2 separate regions of the Homo sapiens genome follow, and region 1 is linked to region 2. Evidence: read pairs that join two places in POLR2A ChIA-PET (ENCODE). Cell type or tissue: B cell. All regions are shown on one strand. Links, peaks and the distances in the headings refer to the core of each region. The heading gives the core; the rest is flanking DNA. Region 1 overlaps WWOX (WW domain containing oxidoreductase). Region 2 overlaps CDYL2 (chromodomain Y like 2).

Region 1 (4,390 bases), core at 68-4,067, 1.7 Mb before region 2:
GACCTCTTCAAGGACTTTCCTCTATGCTCCCTCATGTTTCAAGTGGCTTTTTTGCATGATGGTGCATATGTCTTTGTTTCTGTACAGGGCCCTCCATGTTCAGAGGCAGAGTAACGTGAATTCATTTCGCGCTAATGAGAGTTGCGATATGTCGGCCCAAACTCTCTGTGTCCTTTTCTTCTTGGGCTGATGAACTTGTCAACTTTTAAAAAATGTGCTCTCCAAAAATTTCCAGCAGGACTTTCCCACCTTGCTGTTTAAACAGTGAATCAGCCCTGTGGGCTTTGCTGCTTACAACATGATTCCGGTGAAACCACAGGTCTCGTCATGTCCCTTCTGTATCCATGGTAGTCCCAGTGGGAAAGAGGTAACAAACCCAAATTGAGTAATTTCAAGAAATTTTAATAACAAAGGGGCTATTTTATAAAGGGGGGGTGGTCAAGGTGTAGGGAAACATAAAAGAGAGCGAATTTCTGGTCTGGTGCTGTGGGTCACGCCTGTAATACCAGCAGTTTGGGAGGCCGAGGCTGGTGGATCACCTGAGGTCAGGAGTTTGAGACCAGTCTGGCCAACATGGTGAAACCCCGTCTCTACTAAAAATACAAAAACTTAGCTGGGCATGGTGACAGGCATCTGTAATCTCAGCTCCTCGGGAGGCTGAGGCTGGAGAATCACTTGAACCCGGGAGGCAGAGGTTGCAGTGAGCCAAGATCACGCTATTGCACTCCAGCCCAGGCAACAAGAGCAAAACTCTGTCTCAAAAAAAATAAAAAAAAAAAAAAAAGAAAGAAAATTAATTTCTCAGAGGTAGTAATAGGGGTGGCTGTCACCATCCTTGGCCAAGGAGAGGGAGCAGATACTGGAGACAGTTGAAGGTGCCAGGATGGAGAAGACTCCTTGGAAGGAGCTGTAACCTTTGGTTGAGGAATTCAGCCTACCACTGGTAATACTCCCTCTCCCCAGGAGAGGTCCCAGCGGAATAAACATCCCCGCCCCTTCAACTCTTTGCCATTGTTCAAGCCCTGCTAGAAACCAGATGGCAAAAGGAAGTTACTGATGTGTTCATATTGGTCAACTTTTTCAGGCACGAAGACCAGTACAGAAGGATGGAAAGTGCATTTGGGTAGGGAAATGGGAGATTCCTGCATAGCTGTCAAGTTAGTTTCTTCCCAGAGAGAAAGACCGGTGGCTGTAGTCTGTGCCCCACTCCCAGCCTGTCCTTTCTCAGCCGTGGCTTGTGTGCATCCCTGGGGCCAGCATGTTGCTGCGAGCCCCAATCGATCAGTGGAGAAACGAGCTCTGGTGGGCAGTCAGGCAAAGCAGATACACGTGCTTCTTTTCAGCTTTGTTGGAAGGTTTCATTTTGCTTCAGGAACTAGGCAGGAGAATTCCTGAGTTCCTGTACAACCTGAGTTCTCTGTTAAAACAAGGAGGAAGTAATCATCCTGAGTTCGATGATTCAGAGTAAGCCATTTAACTTGTAGAGCTTTGGGACTAACAATGATCCCTTTTTGGAGTCCTTAATTACTAAAATTATCAGCATATTTAGAGTTCTGAAGATGCTGAACCCTTATTGTATCTCCCCAGGGTTAGTGAGTAATTGGGAATAGTGTTCCATCTTGGATGCCCCCATCCACTAACCATCTTTCCTCTTCGGGTGGTTCTAAGAATTCTAATTCAATTAGAAGGCCTTCTTTTTAGTTTGATTAGTTCAATATCAAGAGCTAAATACATTAGCTTATATATATGTCTGATGAACTCATCTTTGCTTCCTTGGATCCCCAAGATAGAATGGCCCTGATGCAGTCAAACCACCCTGCAGAATCTTAACAGCACCACAAATATTGCATCCAGGCATCCTGCCCATGCTGGCTTGCAGGCTGGGGATCCCTGTCCATAGCGCCCATGGCTCCACCACCAGTCAAAGGTAGTGGGGCCAGCAGTGGACTCCTGTGTGGTTCAGCTCTCAAAAATGTGAACTGAAAGACACAGAAAAAGACTTGTGTTTGGGGATAAATACTGAGACTGAGCAGTCTTGTGGATTCAGGAATTGGGCATCCAGTTGGGACCCTTTGCAAGAAGGGTGTTAGGGAGCAGAGAGCATGAGTAAGCCAGAAGCAGAGCAGGAGAGAGAATGGAGCAGGTGTGCAAAGAGGGCGGTGAGATGCTGAGAGTAATGGGGCTGGCCCAGGAGGAAGTGAGAGGAAGCAAAGTGAGACAGAGGTGGTGTGTGAGCGTGTGTGTGTGTGTGTGTGTGTGTGTGTGTGTGTGATTGAGAGAGAGAGAGACAGATGGAGGGAAAGAGAGGCGGGGGATTCCAGGTACAGTGGCTCATGTCTGTAATTCTAGCACTTTGGGAGGCCGGGGCGAGCAAATTGCTTGAACTCACGAGTTCGAGGCTAGCCTGGGCAACACGGCAAAGCCCTCATCTCTACAAAAAATACAAAAATTAGCTGGGCTTGGTGACAGACGCTTGTAGTCTCAGCTACTCGGGAGGCTGAAGTGGGAGGATCTTTAGAGCCCAGGAAGTCTAGGCTGCAGTGAGCCATGACCTTGCCACTGCACACCAGCCTGGGTGACAGAGGGAGACCTTGTCTCACCAAAAAAAAAAAAAAAAGAGAGAGAGGTTGAGCTCAACTGATCAGCATCTCAGATTAAGGGCCTCCATTCCCCCCATGCTTTGTAATTGCTGCCTGTTTTCCATGAAGCCTGACTGTGCATTGGTTCTAAGTCATGGGCTCTGCAAGATCCTCCTTGTGCCTTGAGAAGGGCCCTGTCCGCAGCCTGAGGAGCCTCAACTGTTCTCTGCACGACCTAGTTCTGGGCTAGGGAATGGCTGTCTAGCTTCAGTGGATTTCCAGAGTCCGGAGCTACTAAAGGTCAACAGCTGTGTTACTGCAAACTCTGTGGCCTGCATTCTATCAATGCCAAAATGCACATCACACTGACAACAGCTCTTTGTTTACACCGGGGAGCCCCCAAAGCCCCAGGGTAATTCCATCACCACCCAAGTTGTAAGATGGTAGAGCGAACAGGCCAGAATGTGATAAAGTAAAATGAAAGAAGAAAAAGGAGGAAGGAAAAAGAGAGAGGGAGAAGCACATAGAGGAAAGAAGGAAGAAGGAAGGAGGAAGGAGGGAGGGAGGGAGACAGGGAAGGAAGGAAGTCTGGCAAGAGGGCACAGTCAGACCTGCCAGGATCCCTCTGCTGTCTTAATCAAGCTTTGCCTCAGTCTTTCTGGACTGAATTTGTCTCTGTGTTCACTTGGCATTTTTTAAAAGGAGACAAAACAGGTGATGAACACAGCATGAGTGATTTTTCCCTTAAGAGAGAGGTGTCATGCTGAGAAAGAAGAACCGACCTCCAGGGGAGCTTGTCTTCAGACCAAAACCCTGGCAAGGACAGCCTGTTTGGATCTTGGTCATTTTGTTAGATTTATAAAGTGCCTTTGAACAGAGCAGGACACTCTGGGGACAAGTCAAAGCATGGCAGCCTTCAGCTTCCCAAAGAAGAGTTGTGGAGAAGGAAAAGTGAAGGAAAGTACCTTACTAAGTCATTGATGGCACATTCAGCCCTTGTCAAAGTCAAAGAAGAAATTTGGAGAAATTCTCACCACTGTGCTTAGGAGTCACCCTGAACTATTTCTTGGATGAAATTACCACCCTCCCACTTTTGGCAATGAGACAGCAAGCTTGGAATTTGGAGTCCATGTTAAATCCAGGTCCCAGCCAGGCACAGTGGCTCACGCCTGTAATTCCAGCATTTTGGGAGGCTGAGATGGGAGGATCACTTGAGCCCAGGAGTTTGAGGCCAGCCTGGTCAACACAAGGAGACTTCATCTCTATAAATAATAAAAAAATTAAAAATTAGCTGGGTGTGGTGGTGCACACCTGTAGTCCCAGCTACTCAGGAGGCTGAGATGGGAAGATGGCTTGAGCCTGGGAATTTGAGGCTATAGTGAGCCATGATTGCACCACTGCACTCCAGACTGGGAGACACAGCAAGACCTTGTCTCAAAAAAAAAAAAAAAGCCAGATTCTCCACCTACCAGTGGTGGGGCCCCTTGGGTAACTTGTTTTCACTCCCTCAGAACCTCAGTTTCCTTTCCTATACAACGCAAGCCATAAGGTTAACCCCTCCTCGTGGTGATGTTAAGATGAAACAGGAAGGTGAGGGGCTTAACACATTTCCGTGTTCCCATAAGCTTTCAGGAGATCTTGGTAGTTTTCATCTCGGTGTTCATTACCATCATCACTGCTTCAGACTCCTGTCCATGTGGGGCCCTGTGGTCTTGCGATCACCTCCATAAATGTTCCTTTGTTCCCGCCTAACACAATACCAGCCACAAAATAATTCTCAACACATATTCATTAGTGGATGCAGGGGCGAA
Region 2 (4,390 bases), core at 171-4,170:
GTGCATGAGTGTGTGATGTGTACATCTGTGATGTGAATATGTGCATGTGTATGTACATGCATACATGTGTGTGTGTTTTAATCTAAGGCCCTAAGGAAAATCACCAGGACCAGAGGTTCCACCTCCCTGGAATGCCAAGTCAGCATCTCTGATACTACTGAAGATGCCTCAAAGGCAGGCCCAGGGGTGTTGGCCAGAACAATGCCCTTGGCATCTGGGAAAGGTCTGTTGGCTTCAACCTGAATCCCTGAAGTACCTTTCTTCATTTACAAAACTGGTCACAGACCCCCAACAGCTTCAGCATCCCCAGACCCGGCACCACACCCTAATTCCTTCTCTCAGTGCTGTGTCTTACCCTTGCTGAGCCTCAGCTTCCCCATCTATAAACAAGGTTGATCCCAGGTAACCTTGTTATGTTGCTATGTTGTTAAACTGCTCCATCAGAGAACCACTGAGGAAATTAAATCACATTTAGTAGATCAAATACAAAGAGCTAGGCGTTACCTGCAGTAAGACCTCAAGAAATGTTAGCTACTATTGCTACCATCACCACCACCACCACCGCTGCCACCATTATCATCATCATTCATGAAGACTGGCTGCTTTGTGTGAGGAGTCAGGGTGGAGGAAGGCCCTGGGATCCACCTCAATGGGGAGAGTGGCTTTTCACCGACATTAGGAGGTGAAGTTTTATTATTGTTTTGGAACCCTCAACAGGGAGAGCGGCTTTTCACCGACATTAGGAGGTGAAGTTTTATTATTGTTTTGGAACCCTCAATAAGGAGAGCGGCTTTTCACCGACATTAGGAGGTGAAGTTTTATTATTGTTTTGGAGCCCTCTACAGACACTGTACCCGCTTACTGCTTGCTCCTGGGGAGGATCGCTTCCACTCCCCCACTATACCCTTTTTGGAAGTCCCCTGATGGATAGCCATGAGCAAACAGTGCCTAAGACTTTCCTAAGGACATTGAGGGAGGAAAACGACAGCTGAGCAGGTAGGAAAAGCAATTAGTTGGTTTCTAAACCTTGACAGTGGTCAAGACTCCATCATCCTCTTCTGGGCACCAAAATCAAATCCAGAATTCAGGAGCCAAGCGGGGAGAATCGATTCTCCCCTTGGATCTGCCATAGGTCAAGTTGCTCCTGGTTAAAGAGTCGGATTTCCCATCACAGCCTGGCACTTTCCATGTGCATAGGGCGGTGGCCAAGTTGGACAGGGTCTTAACACCACCACATCAAAGGGTTTTAAGTTAGTTCATTAGCACACCTTCCTTACTTGCCACCCTGTGAAAGACAAAAGATTAAAAAACCCTCAAGTTTTTGTTGTTACTGACTTGGAAAAATCATCTGCTTTTAAAAATTGAAAAGGTTAGTGAAAGTGTGTTGGCCTGGGGGTGGGTACTTGAAGTGGGTCAGGAAGAACAGCTGGGCTCAGGGAAGTGGATACATGGATACCTGTGCTGACAAGAGGCTGCCCCGGGAACACCCTTCCTGACCTCTCAGTGGTTCACCAGATAGTGTGGGGCCACTGCCGATGACAGTCAGAGCCTTCCTGAACCAGTTTCCCTGGGCCTCTTCTGGGACAAGCTCCTCACCCAGAGAAGCAGTGGTGATTCTAAAGGCAATGAACTGGGGTCAAGTTCAGGGCAAGGAATGAGATGTTTCTGAAACAGTCGTAGTTTTGAGGAAGTATCAAGGGAACTATAATAAGCCCAGAAGGTTATTCAGGACTTTCACTACTGCATTCTGAAGTGAGATTGACTTGTAATTTGCATTTCTCCTCCTCTCTTTGTCTGGTTTGGAAATCCAGGTCATACTGACCTCGTCACAGGAGTTGGGAGTATTTTCCCATTTTCCTGTTCTCCATAATCATTTGGATAAGGGAGGGGTTATCTGCTCTAGAATGTGTGGTCAGATGATCTATTCTAGAACGTTTAGATTTGCCTGCAAAACCCTCTGGGCCTTGTGTTCCTCCTTTCTTACTTCTTCTGAGGACTTTTTAACAACCAATTCAATGTATTTTTTTTTTTTTTTTTTTTTTTTTGAGACAGAGTCTCGCTCTGTCGCCCAGGCTGGAGTGCAGTGGCACAATCACAGCTCACTGCAGCCTCCACCTCCTGGGCTCAAGTGATCCTCCCACCTCAGCTCCCTGGAAAGCTGGGACTACAGGCATGTGCCACCACACCTGGCTAATTTTTGTATTTTTTTGGAGAGACAGGGTTTCGCCATGTTGCCCAGGCTGGTCTTGAACTCCTGGGCTCAAGCTATCCACTGCCTCAGCCTCCCAAAGTGCTGGGATTACAGGCATGAGCCACCACTCCTGGCCCAATTTCTTTAATAGTTATTTCTCTCTTCAGGCTTTCTAGCCCTCCTTTAGGCTGTTTTGTTGAGTTGTATTTCTCTATGGAAGTGATGATGTTATCTAGGTTTTCAGATTGAGTGGCATGGAGTTAGTCACAGCGTTTCAGGCTCAGAAGCACCATACCCATCTATCAATAAACAAGGAGGTGTCGGCCAGGCGCAGTGGCGCACGCCTGGAATCCCAGCACTTTGGGAGGCTGAGGCGGGCGGACCACGAGGTCAGGAGATGAGACCATGCTGCCCAACACGGTGAAACCCCGTCTCTAATAAAAATACAAAAAAAATCAGCTGGGCATGGTGGCAGGCGCCTGTAGTCCCAGCTACTCGGGAGGCTGAGGCAGGAGAATGGCGTGAACTCAGGAGGCGGAGCTTGCAGTGAGCCAAGATTGCACCACTGCACTCCAGCCTGGGCGACAGAGCGAGACTCCATCTCAAAAAAATAAAAATAAAAATAAAAATAAATAAATAAATAACCAAAAAAGAGCCCACATTGCCAAGTCAATCCTAAGCCAAAAGAACAAAGCTGGAGGCATCACGCTACCTGACTTCAAACTATACTACAAGGCTACAGTAACCAAAACAGCATGGTACTGGTACCAAAACAGAGATATAGATCAATGGAACAGAACAGAGCCCTCAGAAATAACGTTGCATATCTACAACTATCTGATCTTTGACAAACCTGAGAAAAACAAGAAATGGGGAAAGGATTCCCTATTTAATAAATGGTGCTGGGAAAACTGGCTAGCCATATGTAGAAAGCTGAAACTGGATCCCTTCCTTACACCTTATACAAAAATCAATTCAAGATGGATTAAAGACTTAAACGCTAGACCTAAAACCATAAAAACCCTAGAAGAAAACCTAGGCATTACTATTCAGGACATAGGCACGGGCAAGGCCTTCATGTCTAAAACACCAAAAGCAATGGCAACAAAAGCCAAAATTGACAAATGGGATCTAATTAAACTAAAGAGCTTCTGTACAGCAAAAGAAACTACCATCAGAGTGAACAGGCAACCCACAAAATGGGAGAAAATTTTCGCAACCTACTCATCTGACAAAGGGCTAATATCCAGAATCTACGATGAACTCAAACAAATTTACAAGAGAAAAACAAACAACCCCATCAAAAAGTGGGCGAAGGACATGAACAGACACTTCTCAAAAGAAGACATTTATGCAGCCAAAAGACACATGAAAAAATGCTCACCACCACTGGCCATCAGAGAAATGCAAATCAAAACCACAATGAGATACCATCTCACACCAGTTAGAATGGCAATCATTAAAAAGTCAGGAAACAACAGGTGCTGGAGAGGATGTGGAGAAATAGGAACACTTTTACACTGTTGGTGGGACTGTAAAGTAGTTCAACCATTGTGGAAGTCAGTGTGGCGATTCCTCAGGGATCTAGAACTAGAAATACCATTTGACCTAGCCATCCCATTACTGGGTATATACCCAAAGGACTATAAATCATGCTGCTATAAAGACACATGCACACGTATGTTTATTGCGGCACTATTCACAATAGCAAAGACTTGGAACCAGCCCAAATGTCCAACAATGATAGATTGGATTAAGAAAATGTGGCACATATACACCATGGAATACTATGCAGCCATAAAAAATGATGAGTTCACGTCCTTTGTAGGGACATGGATGAAACTGGAAATCATCATTCTCAGTAAACTATCGCAAGAACAAAAAACCAAACACTGCATATTCTCACTCATAGGTGGGAACTGAACAATGAGAACACATGGACACAGGAAGGGGAACATCACACTCTGGGGACTGTTGTGGGGTGGGGGGAGGGGGGAGGGATAGCATTGGGAGATATACCTAATGCTAGATGACGAGTTAGTGGGTGCATTGTGCCAGCATGTCACATGTATACATATGTAACTAACCTGCACATTGTACACATGTACCCTAAAACTTAAAGTATAATAATAAAAATATATAAATAAATAAATAAATAAACAAACAAGGAGGGTGTCAAAGAAGTACATCCTGTACCAC

Evidence for each region. ChIA-PET counts read pairs that join two places held together with the same protein. Peaks named below come from ENCODE experiments on the same cell type or tissue, not always from the same donor. Only the 100,000 strongest peaks of a DNase experiment are listed, where the experiment ranks them.
Region 1: POLR2A ChIA-PET joins it to region 2 with 6 read pairs; 1 of 35 experiments calls an interaction of 5 or more read pairs at or near these places.

Annotation. Positions count from the first base shown.
Region 1 is chr16:78,987,586-78,991,975 of GRCh38, forward strand. All of the region lies in intron 8 of WWOX (WW domain containing oxidoreductase), which reads left to right. Among named protein-coding and RNA genes, the nearest start is that of WWOX-AS2, 490 kb to the left of the region's middle. In B cell, for the core only: no CTCF peak of the experiment used is centred there; a DNase peak (open chromatin) is centred at 2,236; H3K4me3 peaks cover 307 bases; H3K27ac peaks cover 499 bases.
Region 2 is chr16:80,674,944-80,679,333 of GRCh38, forward strand. The region is part of intron 2 of CDYL2 (chromodomain Y like 2); the gene reads right to left. Among named protein-coding and RNA genes, the nearest start is that of LINC01227, 100 kb to the left of the region's middle. In B cell, for the core only: no CTCF peak of the experiment used is centred there; a DNase peak (open chromatin) is centred at 1,808; H3K4me3 peaks cover 1,124 bases; H3K27me3 peaks cover 326 bases.